Linked DNA regions of Homo sapiens: region 1 is linked to region 2. A link is an interaction called in ENCODE POLR2A ChIA-PET data of the cell type or tissue named here. Cell type or tissue: MCF 10A. All regions are shown on one strand. Each heading gives the region's core, and the rest is flanking DNA. Links, peaks and the distances in the headings are about the cores only. Region 1 has its middle 5.1 kb from the start of C1GALT1. Region 2 overlaps COL28A1 (collagen type XXVIII alpha 1 chain).

What was found. Peaks named below come from ENCODE experiments on the same cell type or tissue, not always from the same donor. Only the 100,000 strongest peaks of a DNase experiment are listed, where the experiment ranks them.
Region 1: POLR2A ChIA-PET joins it to region 2 with 5 read pairs; 7 of 35 experiments call an interaction of 5 or more read pairs at or near these places.

The regions. Positions count from the first base shown.
Region 1 is chr7:7,174,755-7,180,141 of GRCh38, forward strand. It overlaps a transcript of C1GALT1 not described here. Among named protein-coding and RNA genes, the nearest start is that of C1GALT1, 5.1 kb to the right of the region's middle. In MCF 10A, for the core only: no CTCF peak of the experiment used is centred there; DNase peaks (open chromatin) are centred at 1,837, 2,507, 3,577 and 4,347.
Region 2 is chr7:7,436,129-7,441,515 of GRCh38, forward strand. COL28A1 (collagen type XXVIII alpha 1 chain) reads right to left here. Exons shown (of 35, transcript NM_001037763.3): 21 at 4,662-4,733; 22 at 1,266-1,334; 23 at 267-335. Among named protein-coding and RNA genes, the nearest start is that of COL28A1, 97 kb to the right of the region's middle. RefSeq lists an enhancer at 2,524-3,723. In MCF 10A, for the core only: no CTCF peak of the experiment used is centred there; a DNase peak (open chromatin) is centred at 2,943.

The sequences.
Region 1 (5,387 bases), core at 188-5,187, 260 kb before region 2:
TTTTTATTTTTCAGCTTCAGAATTTCTGTTTGGTTCCTTTTCATAACTACTATCTCTTTGTTGATATTCTCATCTTGTTCATACATCATTTTCCTGGCTTCCTTTAGTTCACTGTCAATGTTTTCATTTCCATGTTTAGCATTTTGAGCATATTTAAGACAATTGTTTTAAAGTTTTTGTTTAGTAATTCCAATGTCTGGACTTCCTCAGGGACAGTTTCTATCCATTTATTTTGTTCCTTTGAATGAGCCATACTTTCTTGTTTCTTTGTATGCTTTGTGATTTTTGTGTGTGAGCTTGAAAAGTGGACATTTGGCTCCTATGATGTGGTAACTAGAAATTAGATTTTCTTCACTTTCCTAGGGGGGTTTGCTGTTTTCTGGTTCTTGAAGGCTGTAGCAGTCAGTTTATTTGATGCCTGTCTCAAACTATTATTTCAAAGACTGTATTCCTTGTCAATATGGTCATGGAAGACTCTGTCCCTTAGCCTGTGTTCAGCTAGTGTTTTGGCAGATTTCCTCGAATGCCAGAAGCTCTCACAGTCTTTGCAAAGTGGCTCTAAGCCAGGGCTCTACTTCAATTCTTAGTTAGCCTTGCACTGTGCTAAGGGATCAGCCCAAAATGAAAGCTTAGGGTTTTCTCAGGTGTTTTCTAAGCAAGTGTTTTGCCCTGGGCATGTGCATGGCTTTCTAAATTCCCACGTATATATGGTTGCTTTTGAATATTTTAATTTCCCAAAGAAACTCTCTCCAGATTTTGCCTTAGGCAGTCTATTGCATGTTTCAACTGTAATCTCTGCCTCCAGGTGTCTAGGGTTATTACTTCAGTTTGCTGTGTTTTCCAGCTTTTTCTGCCCTAGGTTCTGAGTTAGCAAAACAGAGGAGAGGATCTTGCATCAATCCTTCAGGTAGCCCCTTGTATTAGTCTGCTTGGGCTACTGTAACAAAATACCACAAACTGAATAGCTTAAACAACATAAATTTATTTTTCACACTTTTGGAGGCTAGCAAGTCCAAGATCCACATTCTGGCTGACTTGGTTTCTGCTGAGGGCTTTTTTTTTTCTGGTTTATAGATGATAGGCTTCTCTCTGTGTCCTTACATAATGGGGAGAGAGAACTCTTCCTCTTCTTGGAAGGGCACCAGGTCTATTGGATAAAAGGCCCTACCTTTATCCCCTCATTTTACCTTTATTACCTCTGTAAAACCCCAAAAGGATAGGGTTGGGGGGCTTTCCAAACACATAGAGGTTCCCAGAGGTTTGTATGCCTGGAGACAGCATGGAAGCTACATGCCATTTCTTCCATACCTTACATTATACATCTCTTCTATCTGGCTATTCATCTGTATCCATTATAATAAGTGAGTAAACATAGGTAAAGTATTTGCCCAAGTTCTGTGAGCCATTTCAGCAAAATGGGAATTTGTGGAAAAAGGTCGAGGAAGGAGATGCTTCTCTATGGAGGATGAATAGAAACAAGAAAAGGTATCTACTATAGGTCCACCTTTAGATTTAGAAATACAACTTGAAATAAGAAAAAAAAAATGCCACATTATGCAGCTACACAATTTGTAAGTCAATTAGTTCTTTTCAATAACAGATGCAACATATACATTTATAAATAATTTACTCCTTTGGGATTTCAAACTAAAGAAACTTCAACTATTTCACTTACAACAAATGTTTCTGCTTCTGTTTCTCATCAATTGAGAAAACAATTAAGGAACACTCCTGATTCTTATTCCAGGGAACTAGAGGAACAAAGAGTAACCCCAGGGATTCTAGCCTCGTAAGCTGAGAATATTTTTCTAGATGACACAAGTTCCTCAGTGCACACGTGACAGTCTCTGCTTTCAAGCTAATATGCTGTGAGTCACACTGAGTCCTCTTCCCTCGAGGTTAAATGTATTTCCTAGACTTTTTTTCTTTATTTCTTCCTCTGCTCTATTCTCCATCTTAACCCTATTCCTCTGTCAGTCAATTCAGAAAACAACACCAGCCATTCCAATTGTCTCAAAATCTTGGTAAATTTTGTAAAGATGTAGCTACAAGGAATAAAAACTGTTTAGAAAATGTTCTCTTAGGTTATACAGGGTGGCATTGTCAGGTATTTTCAATAGGAGACGAGAAGCTCTGTCTAAAAGCACAATGTTGCCAGAAGGATTTCCCTGATCTTTGTTTCCTGGTGTCCATTTTTCACTTACTCCCTAATTTAACATAGGAAATGAGGTGCAAGAAGCTCTGTCCCTTTCTTCCCCCTAGAGTTCTTCTTTTTCTTACTCAGGGATCATCCACAACAACAAACAGTCTGATATCTAATTAGGCCAGTAGTTTCAACTGATTTGGGCTCACAGCTGAATAGCTGAAAGCAAGAAAAAACCATACAATTAAATTAGGGACCTTGTATTTAAGGCCATTCATCCACTACATAATCAGGACTTGAGTCTCACACTAAGGCTCTGTCTTACTCATTCTAACATATTTACCTCTCAGGTTAGTCATGCCACAAAAATGTGCATTGTTAATAATTGCCTCATCTCTACCTTTGATGTTCCAGTATATAAAGCCTTCCCCTGTGTGCCCTAAGTTCTGCCCTCTGAAAGAGAAAGACATGTTTTCTGCCATTTATTTTCTTGCTATTGGGTGCAATTTTGCTCTAGGATGAACTCATAAACTCAAATAACCGGTTATATATATGTTTGTTATTAAGTTTGTTTAAGTACCTCTGTCACAACAAAGAGGAGCAGATATACTCAGCCACAGTTACAAATTAATTCATGAAAAAGAAAAAGGAGCCAGTGATAATTATGCATTCTTTTAAAAGAGTAATAAATTTTCAACAGGCTCATAAAATGAGACCTGACATATAAGCTACCATTCTGCCATACTCTTAAATCCAAACTGCTTGCTATGAATGATGCTACTATTTTATACAGTACACAGTAAAATCAGTAAATAAGTTGTCACTTCCTGAAAGGTCTCCATGGTATTCATGTAAAATACTTAATGCTTAATTGCTTAAACATCAGGTAGACCTCATCAGCCTAATTTAATTAAAAGAATGCTAATGCTTTATATGTAAAGCATATTTACATATAATCTCATTGACTGCCTTTTGGGGTACATTGGGATAATTTTCCCCAGTTAGTGGATAGGGAAATTGAGATTCAGAAGGGTTAGGTGACTTACTACAGGTCATCCAGCTAATCAGTGATAAAACTGGGGGCACTGAAAGATAAGTACCTGGATTGGGCTTACCAAAGTGGTGGCTACAAAAAGGCTGGAGCTGTGTTTAAAAGTTTACAGGAGAGCCATCCATTTTTAGTTGACTTTTTTAGGAAATGATCCAGTTTGAAAAGGAGCAAGAATGCAGGAATTCTGCAACAGAGGGCTTTGAGAGAATTTAGATCTGTAGATTCTGATCTTTGGATAGATTACATCAAAGCAGAATTGAACCGCCCCCTTGGTAGACCTGAGAAATGTAGACAGACCTGTTGGCGAGCCATGAAAATGTTGCAGAGAGAGTCATCAGAGGCATCTGTAGCTAAACATGCTATGCATCAGACTGGTCATTTGTGAAGAGAAATAATACAGCCAACTTTGTGAAATAGTATTGCAAGCCCTCTGGGCAAATTTGTATTATGAGTCAATCTGTAATTTGCTTGGAGATGGCAGACAAGATGGCTGTCTGGTTTCAAGACATGGTTTAATTTTGTGTTAACTCATTAATTTTTAAAAAATTAAAAAAAATTGATTGAGGAAAAACAACTGGGGGCAGAATTCAAGTTTCAAGGATTCCGTTGTTCTATTCACCATGTTACTTCCACAACTGGCAAAGTTTAGCTCTCAGTAAGATTCACACTACATCTCTCTATAAGAGATCAAAAAACCCTTAGATAATACAGGTGTCAGGGAGCAAAGATAATCCTAACATTGTATGCTACCTACTAAAGTGAAAAAGATATACTTCATTCAATTATTTATTCATTCAAACAACAAATAATTGAACACCTGCATGTGTGCCAGGCATTGTGCTAGGCTCTATTATATCCAGCTGTATGAGTTACCTATTGTTGTATAACAAACTATCCCAAAACTTAGTGGCTTAAAACAACAATCATTTAAACATTTAGTATCTCACTGTTTCTGTGGCCTAGGAATTCAGGAGCACCTTAGCTGAATGGTTCTGTCTCAGGGTCTCTTTCTAGGTTACAGTCAAGATGTTGACCATGATGCATGCAATCATTTGAAGGCCTGAAGGGTTGGAGGATCTGCTTCCAAGCTCACTCACATGGCTCTTGTCAGAAGGCCTCAATACCTCACCGGTTGTTGGCTAGAAGCCTTAATTACTCACCATGTGAGCCTCCTTATAAGTTGCCTGAGTGACCTTATGACTCTGACATAACAGCTACCTGGCCCCAACAAGTAATCCTAGAGAAAGAATAAAAAGTCTGGCATGTTTTATAGTCTCCCCTCAGAAGTCACATTACATCATTTCCACTACATTCTATTCATGAGAACAAGTCATTTAATACAGTCCAAACTCAAGGTGAGGGGAATGAAGTTTGACCCTTTGAAGGAAGAAGTATCAAATAATTTGTGAACATATTTTAATACTACCATATGAGTTAATAAAATTTAATACACGAAATTTAACTTAATTATTATAAACTGGTGTTAATATATTTGTAAAATGTAGGTATTTAAAGGGAAACTAAGTCTATTAAAGAAGACAATGTTTTAATGTTGTTGCTAGCTTGTTTGCATTTTCTGTCACCATTTTCACCTCATTCTGTCTATTAAAAAATTCTATATATAGTGCTAAATAAATGATGACTTGGCCTATCTTATTATGTCAACTAAGAATTGCATTTGATACTTACAACAGACAATAACAAAATCTTATATAGAAGGGATATAATCTTCCTCACCTAACAACAAATCCAGAAGTGGATAGTCCAGACCTGGTAAGTTGGCCCTCCAAAGCAACCATGGACCTAGGCACCTCTGGTGTCCTACACTATTAATAGTGTCTGTGTGGCTTTTGTTATTATGGGTGAAATATGGCTGTTCTACCTCCAGTATCATGTCCCTGTTTCAGGTTCAAAAAAAAAAAAAAAAAAGGGATGGGTGCATATCAAATGGCTAAAGCGATATTTCTTCCATAAAGCTTTCCTTGAGTCTCCTCTACAGAAATTCACTTTTATTTAATTGATGGTCACATGGCCAGCCATGACTTATGAAAGTCTAGGGGCATGAATATTTTTAACTGGCCACATTGTCACCCTGAAGAAATCAGAGTTCTACTAGTAAAGAAGAAAGGATTTTGGTTTAGACAACTAGTAATGTCTACCGACCTACTCCAACGAGTTTTGACATGCATTATT
Region 2 (5,387 bases), core at 270-5,269:
GCCTTGTATCACTGACAGTGCAAAAGAGCATTTTTCAAACAATTGTCTAATCAGCAAAAATTTAACCATAAGAGCTACTTTTCCCCACAAGTATGAAAAATAAACTATGTGATTGCTTGTTTTTTTAAAAAAAGGGAATAGCTATATTCTTACATTTTAGTTAATCAATGTAGAAACCTCACAAGTAGAAAAATCAACTTATGCATTAAATCTACCTTCATTTATTTCAGATACAGAAAAACAAAAAGAACATGAATAAAGCATACCTTTGGTCCTCGAATAGAAAGTCCAGGTTCTCCCTTAAATCCAGGTATCCCAGGTCCTCCTCTATCTCCCTGTACATTTCAAATAACATTTCACAGGCTACAGTTGTGCGAGAAATCACAAGCACACATAGCAAAAAAAACCATTGGCCACTCTGTAAAGAGCTTAATCTGTCCATCTCAGACCTTGAGATAGTATATTCTTCAAACATATTTGAGGGGACTTTCAAATCCTAAGTAAATAACACCTGTCAGTAAAGACTATTACTGCTGTTGGGAGAAAGTCCATTGAAATAATATGTGGCAATTCAGACTCAAATATTTCGACTTTAAGAATGGCTGAGAATGCTCTTAAAATTGAGTGAAGGCCAGGCACAGTGGCTCACACCTATAATTCCAACACCTTGGGAGGCCAAGGCAGGCGGGTCACTTGAATCCAGGAGTTCAAGATGAGCCCGGCCAACATGGCAAAACCCCGTCTCTACTAAAAGCACAAAAATTAGCCAGGCATGGTGGCACATCTGTAATCCCAGCTATTTGGGTGGCTGAGGCAAGAGAATCACTTGACCCCAAGAAGTGGAGGTTGCAGTGAGACAAGATCGCAGCACTGCACTCCAGCCTAGGGGAAAGAGTGAGACTGTCTCAAAAAATAAACCAGTCAACCAACCTGAGTGGATATCTCTTCTGCTAAACTCTTCAATTATAAATCCTGGTAGATTCTTCTGAATAAATGTTCTAAATTCTTACCTGCATTAGGGTTTAGGATTTGGAAGACGTAATGAAGGGTAAAGTGACAAGCTTGGGACCAAGAGCACAAAATCTGGTTTCTAGTCTTAACTCTGCTGCTGGCTGTAGTTTGCTTATCTGTGAAGTTTCAGAGTTAAACGGAATCATTTCTAAGGCTCTTCCAAAACTAAAATTCTAGTTCACTGGTATCATGATTTTTTTTTCTCCAACTGCCAAAGGGTCAAGAAAAAGAAAATAATCTCCAAGAATATATACCTTTGGCCCAGGTGGTCCAGGAATTGATGTTCCAGGCATTCCAAAAGGGCCCATAATGCCCGGTTCACCCTTAAAAAGAGCAAAATGCTCACTACATTTCAAGCAGAGAAAGCACATATAGAGACAATATTAAGAAAAGTACAGAAATGTCTGCAGATTTTTAAATTATGTTATGACCTCTATCTGTTTCAAAGACCAATGTGAAAATAATTTGAGCATCTTTTGTAACCACTGCTAGTTATTGACTAGTAAGATTTCAGTGCTTTTAAATAACTATGTTCAATTAATCACTGAATGTTAGGAACATTTTATCTCTTGTGCAGCCTCTTATTAGCTAATAAAAATTATGCAATTCATGGTGCTTCCTTTTTGTGTTGTATGTTGGGAAGCTCAAAGAGAATTTTTTTTTCAATATAGCAATTATCTTCAGCAAATGTTTTAGGGTGTACTTCTAGGTTATAACTCTTTTTTCTTTGTTGTTTTATTTTAATGACCAAAGGTAAAATAGTCTTCCATTCCATGTTATCTCACATCCTTTTTAAGAAGTAGAACCCCTATGGGCTGGGTGTGGTGGCTCACACCTGTAATCCCAGCCTTTGGGAGGCCGAGGCTGGCGGATCACTTGAGGTCAGGAGTTTTGAGGCCAGCCTGGCCAACATGGCAAAACCCCATCGCTACTAAAAATACAAAAAAAAAAAAATAGCCAAAATTAGCCAGACATGGTGGCATGTGCCTGTAATCCCAGCTACTCAAGAGGCTGAGGCAGGAGAATCACTCAAACCCTGGACGCAGAGGTTGCAGTGAGCTGAGATCGCATCACTGCACTCCAGCCTGACCAACAGAGCAAAACGCTGTCTCAAAAAAAAGAACCCCTATGATTTTAAAAAAATGACATTTTTAATAGAAAATTTTAAACATTTAGTGGGGGAGATGTCTAATATTTAGAGTCTCAAAGACTCAATCTGGAGCAACAGGTAATTCTCCTGTTCCATCTGGATCTAGACAAGTGATTCTCAGATTTTAGAAGCAGAGGAATTATCAGGAAAGTTTGGTAATGCACAGTTCTGGGTTCAAACTCCAGAGATTCTGATTCAATAGCTCTAGAGGTTGGGGCCCAGGATTACGAAATTTTATGAAGCACCCCTGGTGAAAAACACTATTCCAGAGCAATTGTCACCGCACACCGCAAGGTGTTCCAAATGACCCACTGGGATATAAAGAAAATATTACAACTTGTCTCTATATTTTTATCTCATCAATTAAAATTTCATTTATATAAATTCATAACATATTAGTATGATAGCTTATAAACAGAAATTACAATTAAAAAATTAAAAATCTGTGGCATGTGATCAAAATTTTACTGGAGGGGTTTATAATCAAAACAGTTTGGAAACTACTTCTCTACGGTAGGTGGGCCAAATCCAGCCCACCCCCTTGTTTTGTACAGCCTTGAGCTATGAACGGCTTTCACATTTTCAAGTGGTCATTATACAAATAACTAAATATCTTCCATTTTGCCTCTTGGGCCACAGGACCTAAAATATTTACTATCTGGACCTTTACCAAAACAAACAAACAAAAAACACTGTGGAGATGAGTCGTGGAGAATGAGCTGTATCTATGCTATGTCTAAACATGACCCTCTAGGTTTTCAGACTGCTGACTACTCCTGCCTCCGTCTGACTCATGTCCTCTGAAAATTCAATTGCATGAGCTTCCTTTTCAGTCATCCTGCTTCCTCCAGCAGGGACTCCATCAGTCAGATTCACCAGTGATGACTCCTGCCCAGGGCCGTGTTCATCTTCAGAGCTGAAGCCTCCCGCTGTATTGATTAGCCAATACAACCAACAAGCTGAGCACACTGGCCCACTGAGACCCAGTTCTTGCCAAGGCATGTATGTGCCAGTCCTTAAATCCAAACCTGGAAGGCAATGGCACAGGACATGACAAGAATCGGGAAACACAAAAAAACCCCATCCAAGCCTTTGACAAAGGAACAGAACATGAACCTGTTAAAATTCTTCACTAAAACCAAAGGAAAATCAAAATTATGTCTCTAGATTTAATTTTACTTCTTTTTTCAAAAAAAGAGGTCAATTACTTTTATACCATGAAAAGTATCATGGAGAGTATTAAAATACAGGTCTCAAATACCCTGTATTAAGGGGTGATTATGCTTTAACATATGGCAATTCTTCACCTTCATCTTTAAAAACAGCTTTATTTCAAAACACAGAAAAATGTTCACTTTGAAATAGAGTAACTAGGACATAAAGACTAATCTGTTATTAATACTAATACAACACATCTGTTACATAGTGGCACTTCTCATAATGTGCTTCCTGAACTCCCTGCAGCACAGGGCATTTACTTGAGAAGCACAGATTCCTGGGCTCACTCACCACTGAATCCAGAGAGCTGAGGATGGTAACAAGAAATCTGGATTTGTAATCATCCCCAGGTGATACCGATGGACACTGAATGGACACTGAAGTTTAAGAGTCACTGGTGTACAGGTGATGTTTTGTATCTGATGTTGTCAGCACCATTTTTTAAAAATGTGCTTTTTAATCATCTGGTCCTAAAATATACTCCTTGTCTCTTTCTCACAATTAGTATCTTTCTAGAGACATGAACTCTCTTACGTTTGCAGTTTCTGTTTCCTGACACATTCAAATGACCTTAATGGTGGGTCTCTGAGGCTAAGTCAGGACACATACTTAATTGCTCACCTCACAATCCCCTTCGCTTCTTCCTCAGCACTGTGTTATCAACAATTTACCAGGACATAGATCCCCTACTTCCCATTTCACCATATTGATTTTTTTCTCTGAATAATTCGATGTATTCAACACTTACTATATACCAGGAAATGTGCTAAGTGCTTTATTAACTCTTTTAGTCTTCACAACAACTCTGTGAAATAGAGCATATCGTTATCTTCTTTCTATAATTGAAGCGACTTGCTCCAAGAGGTTCATGGCACAGGAGGATGCAATCAGCCTTCCAAAGAAGAGCCTTCATCATCACTGTGCTGCCTCTCACTCTCAGGCTTTTGGGTTGTTTAGCAAAGCAAGATTATGAAGAACTGATAGCTCCTATGGTCCCAATTTTATCCCAACTTCTGAATATTTGGTTGTTACTAGAGAGGACTGACAGACAAATTAGGAACATAAGTATTTCTATGAGTATTACATATTTTATGCAATCTATTCCATTCTATTGTGGTCTGGGAATAGTATGTTTTCTATAGGTTTCTTATTTTGGGGTATTTGTTTTGTACTTGTTGGGAAGGAAACAAGGAATCCAATTTTCAGTGGAAATTTAATACTATATTAAAACCAGACACAATACAAACTCCTCAAAGCGTAAGTCAGAATACAAGAAACATACCTTTGGTCCTTCGGGCCCTGGAAGTCCCCTCTGTCCTTGATTTCCTTTGCTCCCTTTCTTGCCTTCGTCACCCTAACAAAATAATTATGAAAATATAGATTTTCGTATGGTATTAGCAACCTCCCCTAATCTAGCAAGGACCATAGCGGAGCCGGATTCTCGACTAATACCAATTTTAAAGTGGTGTGCCCTGAGCACAGCTCAATTGCGCAGGATTCGTCAATGTTCTTGAGGAGATCAGATGACTTCAGATTGTTCAGCCTTTACTATTTATTCAATATGATTTGCTATTTTTCAAAAATCTAAGTTTTGTATCTTTCTTTTGGAACTTTTGTTTGAATTTATAGTTCATTTTCACCCTTGGTCTATTAACAGATGGTTCTGAGACATTCACAGTTTCAGAAATGAGTACTATCTATGCTTTTTCATGCTGTTTTTCAATTTTTCTATTTCAGGTTTAAAAGATGAAATGAGACATTTTAAAAATCACAGCCCTATTTCGTCCTCACTGGGGAGTCTAATTCTTTCCCCCAAAAGAGACCAATAGTTTTATTGGCAGGAAGATGCTTGAGCATTAACCTGGGGCAGAGCTAGGAACTGACTACTAGATGTTGCCCAGCAGGGTTGTGTAAAACAGTGCTCTCCCAAAAGAATTCCTTTACCTTCAAAACTATCTTTCAACTAGGGTTCAACTGCAAGGCGCCATATCCAGGGATGTACACAGCT